Linked DNA regions of Mus musculus: region 2 is linked to region 1. A link is a contact called in ENCODE Hi-C or POLR2A ChIA-PET data. All regions are on one chromosome and are shown on one strand. Each heading gives the region's core, a stretch centred on a gene start or an enhancer-like site at or near the end of the contact. The rest is flanking DNA. Distances are from core to core; before and after follow the strand shown. Region 1 holds the start of Tmub2 (transmembrane and ubiquitin-like domain containing 2). Region 2 holds the start of Rundc3a (RUN domain containing 3A).

The links. Hi-C counts contacts between places; a loop is a spot of excess contacts on that map. ChIA-PET counts read pairs that join two places held with the same protein, here RNA polymerase II (POLR2A).
Region 2: POLR2A ChIA-PET joins it to region 1 with 10 read pairs in embryonic stem cell. The contact joins the promoter of Rundc3a here to the promoter of Tmub2 in region 1. A Hi-C loop is called at or near these places in 7 of 37 maps with a recorded cell type or tissue (T-helper 17 cell, heart, left cerebral cortex and 1 more). POLR2A ChIA-PET finds 5 or more read pairs at or near these places in 4 of 5 experiments (Patski and embryonic stem cell).

What each region holds. Positions count from the first base shown.
Region 1 is chr11:102,282,067-102,286,248 of GRCm38, reverse strand. Tmub2 (transmembrane and ubiquitin-like domain containing 2) reads right to left here and starts at 1,298. Exons shown (of 4, transcript NM_028076.4): 1 at 1,161-1,298; 2 at 531-585. The coding sequence starts at 565.
Region 2 is chr11:102,390,675-102,394,700 of GRCm38, reverse strand. Rundc3a (RUN domain containing 3A) reads right to left here and starts at 1,298. Exons shown (of 11, transcript NM_016759.5): 1 at 919-1,298. The coding sequence starts at 1,025.

The sequences.
Region 1 (4,182 bases), core at 49-2,548:
TAGAAATTATTTGGAAATACTTCCCAACGGTTCCCACTATCCTTCTTTCAATCTGTCTTGTGCTATGAAGGTTTTCCCTCTCTGCGGCTTCTGAGAAAGCATTGGAGGCTCTCTGCATATTCCTCGGAGTACCGTCTCTTTTCCTTGGAGAATCTACGTTCACAGCTGTCTCTGGGCAAATCCATCTGGTGATTATCATCATCAGACTACTCTCACAGCACCCACAAAACATCATTACACTCATAACCTGTCCATTTCTTCATTGACTCCTGGAAGATAAGAACCGAGGGTAGTTCTCTTTGTTTGAAGCTCTTAATGCAATGTCACAGTAGCTGCTCAAGGAATATTTGTAGAACACACCAACACTCTCAGAAGCGTTTCCACAGCCTTATTTACACAGATTGGCCCTGGAGTCAGGGAAGCGATTCTGGGTCACTGTCTAGCCCCTCTTCTAGCTATGCAATGTCCAGCAACGTTCTCAAAGCCTCAGCTTTCTCAACAGTAAAGTGGGGTTTAAAATGGTTACCTACCTCATAAGGTTGTTTTGAAGAAGACGTGAAATCATCGAAGCAAAAATAATTAACACTGTTCAATAAACAAATGATAGCAATTACGTCTCACTCCCATAACTAACCCCTGTTGGTCAGGTTAGTGTCAGGAACCGTGATGTACACAAAAGGAAACTGTGGCAAAGACAGATGGAAGCGGAGGACACAAGGAACTGCCGCGGGCAGGGGCCAGATAGGGGACCTGCATCTGTCTGACCAAGGCCTCGGCTTTCTCCTCAGCCTGTGGACGATCCTGACCGCACTGTGGGGAGTCGTCCCCGACCGTGCTTTTTTCTGGGGTGAAGGTTCTGCGTCTGAAAGGTCCTATTCCCTTGGCAGTGGAGTCCATCAGCACCCCCCACCCCACCCCCGAGCCGAGGAGCTTCCGGGTTTCGGTCGCAGTGCCCAAGCCCGACTCTCCGGGACAGTGATGGTTTAGGGTCAGGTGAAGAAGCGAGGGTCGGGAGGTAGGGGGGTCACAAACCATCCACACCCCTCAAACTTCGGGGCGGGGCAGAGGAGAGGGGGCGGAGCTTGAGGACGCGAGGAGTCATGGGAGATTAAAGGGGGTTTGGATGGTTACTGTGCCTCGATGGGGAAGGAAAGCCTCACCTGACAAAGCCAGGATAAATGTTTTGACTTCGCCAGGACAGTCTTTGTAGTTCTCTTTCCGTAGGGGTCAGGGGAGGGGCTGGCAACTCAGGATTCTGTCCAGGGTCCGATCTCTTCCGGCTTTTCTCGGAAGCTGTTAACATCCAGGACAGGAAGTCCCGCCTCCCCGCCTTGTACTGATGACGCAAAGCTACGTAAGGCGGACTGACGTAAACGTAATCTTTAAATAAAAGGGCCAGGTTGCGCCGCGGCAGAAGGGGAGGAGTCATTGTTGGCGGGATTTCGGACCTCCGGCAGTAAGACCACGCCCATTAGGCGTGGCCTCGGACCTCCTGGAGGTCGGAGGCGGGGCCAAAAGAGAAGAGGCGGGGGAAGGTGTTTGTGGGGGGCGTGGTTTCATGCTTAGACGATTGCCCTGGCAAGCTCTCCTGGTCCACCCGCCGCTAGGTTTCCTTCTTTCCCGCCTGGTTTTTCCTTCCGGTTTGGTTCTCTAGCTCCAGAGCTAATGAGATTCATTACTGCTTCGCCAATGCACACCAGGCTCCAAGGTTGGGAGCGGTAAAGTCTGCTATTTTTGACTTCTAAGACAGTTGTTCCTCGAGGAGATGGGCAAGAATACAAATTAAAGTCTTAAGTACTTGAAGATTTCTACCTCGTATAGCTTTAATAAATGAAGCGGGAAGGCATTTTAAAGAGATACAAATACAGTGCCCTCAGCCGGGCAGTGGTGGCACACGCATTTAATCCCAGCACTTGGGAGGCAGAGGCAGGCTGATTTCTGAGTTCGAGGCCAGCCGGGTCTACAAGTAGTGAGTTCCAGGACAGCCAGGGCTATACAGAGAAACCCTGTCTCGAAAAACAAACAAACAAACAAAAAACAAATAGAGTGCCTTCTTAAGAAAGGATTTTTTTTCTTTTACTTGTTTCTATGTGTATGCCGCGTGTGTGGGTACTTGCAGAGCCCAGAAGAGGGCATTGGATCTCCATGAGCTAGGGTTACAAGAGGTTGTAAATCGCCAGTCTTGAGTGCTGGGGAGAGAACTCAGGTCTTCTGGCAAGAAGAACAAGTGCTCTTAACCATTGAACCATCTCTCCAAGTCTATCACCCTGGATTAGTTTTTCCTTTTTTTTTTTTTTTTTTTGGTTTTGTTTGATTGTTGATTCACTATGTAGAAGAGCAAGCAGCCTTTCTCAACCTTTGAGTCTAACGACTCATTCAGAGGTCGCATATCGGATTTTATATTAGTATTCATAAGAGTAGCAAAATTACAGTTGTGAAGTAGCACCAAAAATAACTTTACAGAGAACCAGTGTAGTGGATGATCTTTCCCATCTGGGCACCACCATGAGATTAACCCAGTGTTTTGATGGTCTTGGTCACTTTAAGAAATGTATTACATTTTATTTATTGATTGAGTATATGTAGATGTGTGCACTACAGCCCAAACGTGGCGGTCAGAGGACAGCTTGTGGGACTTGATTCTCCTTCTACCCTGGGGGTCCCAGGGGTTGAACTGATGTCACCAGCCTTTGTGGCAACTGCCCCTCCCCATACCATCTCACTGGCCCCTCCTTAATCATTTTTCTTTCTTTCTTTCTTTTTCTTTTCTTTTCTTTTCTTTTTTTTTTTTTGGTTTTTTTCGAGACAGGGTTTCTCTGTGTAGCCCTGGTTATCCTGGAACTCACTCTGTATACCAGGCTGGCCTCCAACTCAGAAATCTGCCTGCCTCTGCCTCCCGAGTGCTGGGATTAAAGGCGTGTGCCACCACGCCCGGACATTTTTCATGACACTGTAGATGTTCTCCTTATCTTTCCTAAACTATATATCTTTAAAAGATTTATTTATTTATTTTATATGAGTACACCGTAGCTGTCTTCAGACACCCCAGAAGAGGGCACCAGATTCATATTGCAGATGGTTGTGGGCCACCACGTGGTTGCTGGGATTTGAACTCAGGACTTCTGGAAGAGCAGTCAGTGCTCATAACCACTGAGCCATCTCTCTAGCCCCCTTTCCTAAACTATTGAACTTTGAAACTTAGGTGTTCGTTTGTTTGTTTGTGAGGCAGTTCTCCAAGTAGCCCAGGCTGACTTTGAACTCCTGACCCTCCTGTCTGCCTCTGCTCTGCCTTTTCTGTTTTTGTTTTTTGTTTTTTGAATCAGAAACTCATGAAGTTGGCCAGGTTAGCTTTGAACTCTCAGACTTAGGAAGACAGACCTTAATCTGAGTCTGTATTGGGACTGACTCAGCCTCTGGAGTTAAATGACTCTGTCAAGCTACCTGGCAGCCTCTGCGTGCGTGCATGCCTTTCTCTCTCTCTCTCTCTCTGTGTGTGTGTGTGTGTGTGTGTGTATACCTGTGTATGTAGGTACATATGTATGCAGGCCTAGGGAGTCTTCCTCAATCACTCTCTCCATCATACTTTCTGAGACAATGGCTTTTACTGACCCTGGAGTTGTGTTACACCAGCTGGCCAGGGATCCACCTGCCTTCACCACTTAGCAGTGGCATTCCTCAGACATACAGCTGTACCTGGCCTTTTTTTTTTTTTTTTTTTTTTAATTTTGTTTCATTTATTTACTTTGAGACAATGTTTCTCTATGTAGTCCTGGCTGTCCTAAAACTTGCTATGTAGATCAGGCTGGCCTAGAACTCAGAGAGATAACGATACACCTGCCCCTTCCTCCCAAGTGCTAGGATCAAGGATGTGTACCACCATGGCCTGATTATTATTGTTATTATTATTATTTAATGTGGGTGCTGAGGATCAAATGAAGGCCTTCGTACCTCCCCAGCCCTTAGAATGACATCTGATTTTTTTTTTTTTTTTTTTTTTTTTTTTTTTTTTTTTTGGTTTTCGAGACAGGGTTTCTCTGTATAGCCCTGGCTATCCTGTAACTCACTCTGTAGACCAGGCTGGCCTCCAACTCAGAAATCCACCTGCCTCTGCCTCCCAAGTGCTGGGATTAAAGGTGTGTGCCACTACCGCCTGGCTCATGTTTTGCTTTTTTTTTTTTTTTA
Region 2 (4,026 bases), core at 49-2,548, 110 kb before region 1:
GACAACTCGGTCCCACACCCAGGAGCACTAAGAGCCAAGACGAAGCACCCCATTGGACATGGAGGCTGCAGGTGGAGAAGGCAGCTGGCATGGAGATCCCAGAGGGAGTGGCAAGGACAGGTGGGGGCTTGGGAGAGAGCCTGCACAGCTGGTGGCTTTCTGGCCTCAGGGCAGGGCAGGCAGGGTGAGTCACTGCAGCCTTGAAGTGGGAAGGATTACTTTCCGGTGTCCAAGAAAGAGGAGAATTTTCCTAGCCCTGCAACTGCCCCACCCTCAGGGATTTAGGGATCTGGGCTCCCAGTCTTTACTTGGGGCCCCAGTTTCTGCAATTAGGCCTTGGGTGCTCCCTACAGCGGGGTAGTGCTCTCGACCTTCATTGGATGGGTTCAGGGCCTTTGTGCACAATTGGTCCAGCCACAGGCTGCTGCTACCTAGAAACACCATCATTGCTTTATGAAGGGTTGAGCATAGTAAAGTCTCTTAGGAAAGCTCCACTCCAAGACGCTAAGCAGGCAGGGGTGGCAGAGGGGACTTGGAGGACATTCACCCCCAACCCCATTGAGCTCCCTTTGCCCACCCTGCCCCCACTGCCAGGAAGAGAGCCAGCCATCCTCCCTCCTCCCCCCTCTCATACACAATGTCACTTCCTGGTTCTCACAGGAAACTGCAGTGCCAATTAAACTCTCTTCATCCCCCAAACCCCAGTCTGGGCATAGGCCTGGCTTAGCCAAGAATAAGGACCAGACATTCCAGCCCGCCTCCCGGTTCCGGGCCTAGGAAGGATAGAGAGCGCGGTCCTCCCTGCCCTGCCTTTTCTCAGTGTCTGCAGAGCATCCTCATGGGCATGCTCAACCCTTAGATTTCTCAGCCTGCTTCAACCTCTCTCATCACCCCACCCCGACCGCCAGCGGCGCCCACCTGCACACGGTGATCAGGTTCCTGCGCTCCACGATCACGTTGCGGGAAGATGCTTTCTTGGAGGGCAGCCCCAGAGCCATGGTGGTCTGGACAAAGCTCGCTTCCATCCAGATGTGCGGCCACTGCTGTCGCCGCCCGCTGCCCCCCACCCCACCCGGCGCCCCGGCCCGCCTCGCAGGATCACGGCTGGGCCGTCTGCCCCCGGGGGCCCTTCGTCTTCTTCACTGCCATCCCTCGGCCTCGACGCCTAAGGCCGGCCCCTTTGCTCCCTCCCCCGGCAGCGATTCCGGAGCAAAACAAGGCCGGGGAGGGAGCTCTCCGAGGTGCTGAGCCGGAGCTCGTCACCCCCTCCCCCAGTCGCCCGTCCCCCCTCCTCGGCCGGTGACGTCAGGGCCATAAGCCCCGCCTCCGGCAGCCCGGGACCAATCCGCAAAGGGCGCAGAGTTTTGGGGGAGGGGAAGGACCGAGGCCCTTGAGAGAGCGGAGGGGGTCCCCCGGAGAAACAACGGAGACTGTGTAGAGAAGGGCCCTTTCTCCACCCCCACACTCAAGGCTGGGGATCCTCGTCTGGTGTCTCAGCTTTGACGCTTCTTTCCCTTGTTTCTGGCCTGAAGTCGGTGCTATCTGTCTCAGATTTCTCATTGTACCCTAAAGAATGGAGACCCTTACCTCCTGCATCCTTATGCCAGCCCTGCCCCCCATCCACTCATCCCAGGCTTGTCAGCCCGGCCCAGGCCACTTCCAGAGACTGCAGGTGGCCTTAAGGTGCTAACCCTTCTGAAACTAAAGGCTGCCACAGAAGCTGCCTCTTCTGTCAGTCTCTGCGGGTTGTATTTATCTGCGCTAGCCAAGCAAGCCAGTCTCTCTACAGGTGGAGGATGGGAACTCAGCGAAACCATTTAGTCCAGAGCTTGGAACCACTCAGGATAGGGATTTGGGGTTACCAACAGTCTGGCGTCCTGGACTTCATGGGGTTCTTAGCAGTAGCCACCCCACCGACCAGTAGATTTAAGGATTAACTCTTTGGCAGCCTACATTGATAGGGGGCCGGTCAAAAATGGTTTCGCTTTTAGCTGGGCAGGACTTGAAGGCATAGTTTGTTTTGGCTTCTGTGCTATCTTTGGATTCCAGGTTGCTCTTCACGTCTCTGCTTGCCCGCTCCATTCCTGGTAAACCACTTCCAGGATTTGAACATTGCCCGAATTCGATTGGGTCATTCCTTTTAATGTGGAATGTAAGGCTATACATTATGGATATCAATGACTTATCAGATCTGATTTGCATTATTTTCTCACATTCTATGGGTTGTCTTTTAAAATTGATACTGTCATTTGATACTCAAAAAACTTGAATTTCCATGAAGTGTCCAACCTGGCCTTTGTTGTCTGTATCTTTGGTGTCAAGTCCTAGAAATCACTGCCTTTGTATGTTTTTGTGTTTTGTTGGTTTTGTTGGTTTGTTTTATTTTGAGACAGGATCTCACTATATAGCTCTGGCTAGCTTGGAATTCCATTTGTCAGACCAGAGTGTTCTCAGATTCACTGAGATCCTCCTGCCTCTGCCTTCTGAGAATTGGAATGCCCTACCATGCCCAGCTCCTTTGTACGTTTTGAGATAGTCTTTTGGGAGGCTGGACTGGAACTTGATCTGAAGCCAAGGATAATCTTAAACTCTGGATCCTAGTGTCTCTGCCGTGCCTGACTTCTTTTTCTGTTTTCAGTGTTGAGAATTGAGCCCAGGACCTGTGGGTTGTAGGCAAGTGCACTGCCACTGGACAGCCATCCCAGATGCCCTGTTTTCTTTGACTTGTAAAGGCTTGCTTGTAGATCTGTGGGCCACATTAAGTGAGTTTGGGATATAGTATCAGGTACTATCTTTCTCCCCATTCATACACACACAAAATTATTTGACCATATACATAAGAGTGTAGCCAAGCTCTCTATTCTATCTACCCCATTGGCCTATGTGTCTGGTTCATGTCTGTTGGAGATTTTGATAATGATTTCTAGTAAGGCATTCTTTGTGCTGTGGTTTGAACACAGGGCCTCACACATCTAAACAAATACTACACCACTGAGTTACAACTCAGCTCTCTAGTTTGGAGAGCAAGAAGTATGATCTGTCCTTTGTCATATCCTGACTCATAGCAGCTTCCTTTCTTTTCAGTATAGACTTATCACCTATGTGTTCAACAATTTAACATTCCCAGGGTTGAGACTTTATAGAACTGAAGAAAGGTATGCAGGAGCCGGGCAGTGGTGGTGCACGCCTTTAATCCCAGCACTTGAGAGGCAGAAGCAGGCGGATTTCTGAGTTCGAGGCCAGCCTGGTCTACAAAGTGAGTTCCAGGACAGCCAGGGCTACACAGAGAAACCCTGTCTCGGAAAACCAAAAAAAAAAGAAAGGTATACAGGAAGATGTGACTACTTCTTCCACCTCCTCTCCCTCCTCCTCATTCTTTTTCCTCTTCCTCATCTTCCTCCTCTTTTTTGTGAGACAAAGCCTCACTATGTAGCCCTGGCTGTCTTGGAACTGTATCTAGACCAGGCTGGCCTCAAATTCAGAAATCCACCACCCCCTGCCTCCTGAATGCTGGGTGCATGAGATACCACTCGTAGCCAGTGATTACTTCTTTCAACATTAGCTTAGGAGACTCGTTTTTCTTGTGTGTTATTTCAGTGTGTGTCTATGGAATGTGCATCCATTCTATCATGAGGATAATCTCATGTATAAGACAGGGCAGGGTCAAGAAAGCAGGGAGTGCTTTATGTGTCTTCATAGAGGGATATAAATACAGGAAGAGTAGCAGCAGCTGGCAGCCAGGACTCGGGACCAGATGAGCTCTGGGAATCTGCATGGTTGAGACTCTCAGGAGAAGCGTCCTGCAGAAAGCCATGGTTTCTCCAATGGTTCTGAGAGCATAGAAAGAAGCATAAGCCTAGGCACTATGTCCGGTGGTAGAATAACTCCAAAAATAGAACAAACGGTGGCTAATGAACTAAACTAACCTTCCAGTCTCCTTCTGTATCCCCCTTTAGCAGAATCTTAGAGAAAGCCAGTGATGGAGTCTGGGGAACCAGGTAGCAGAGTCATTAACTCAGCTGGACA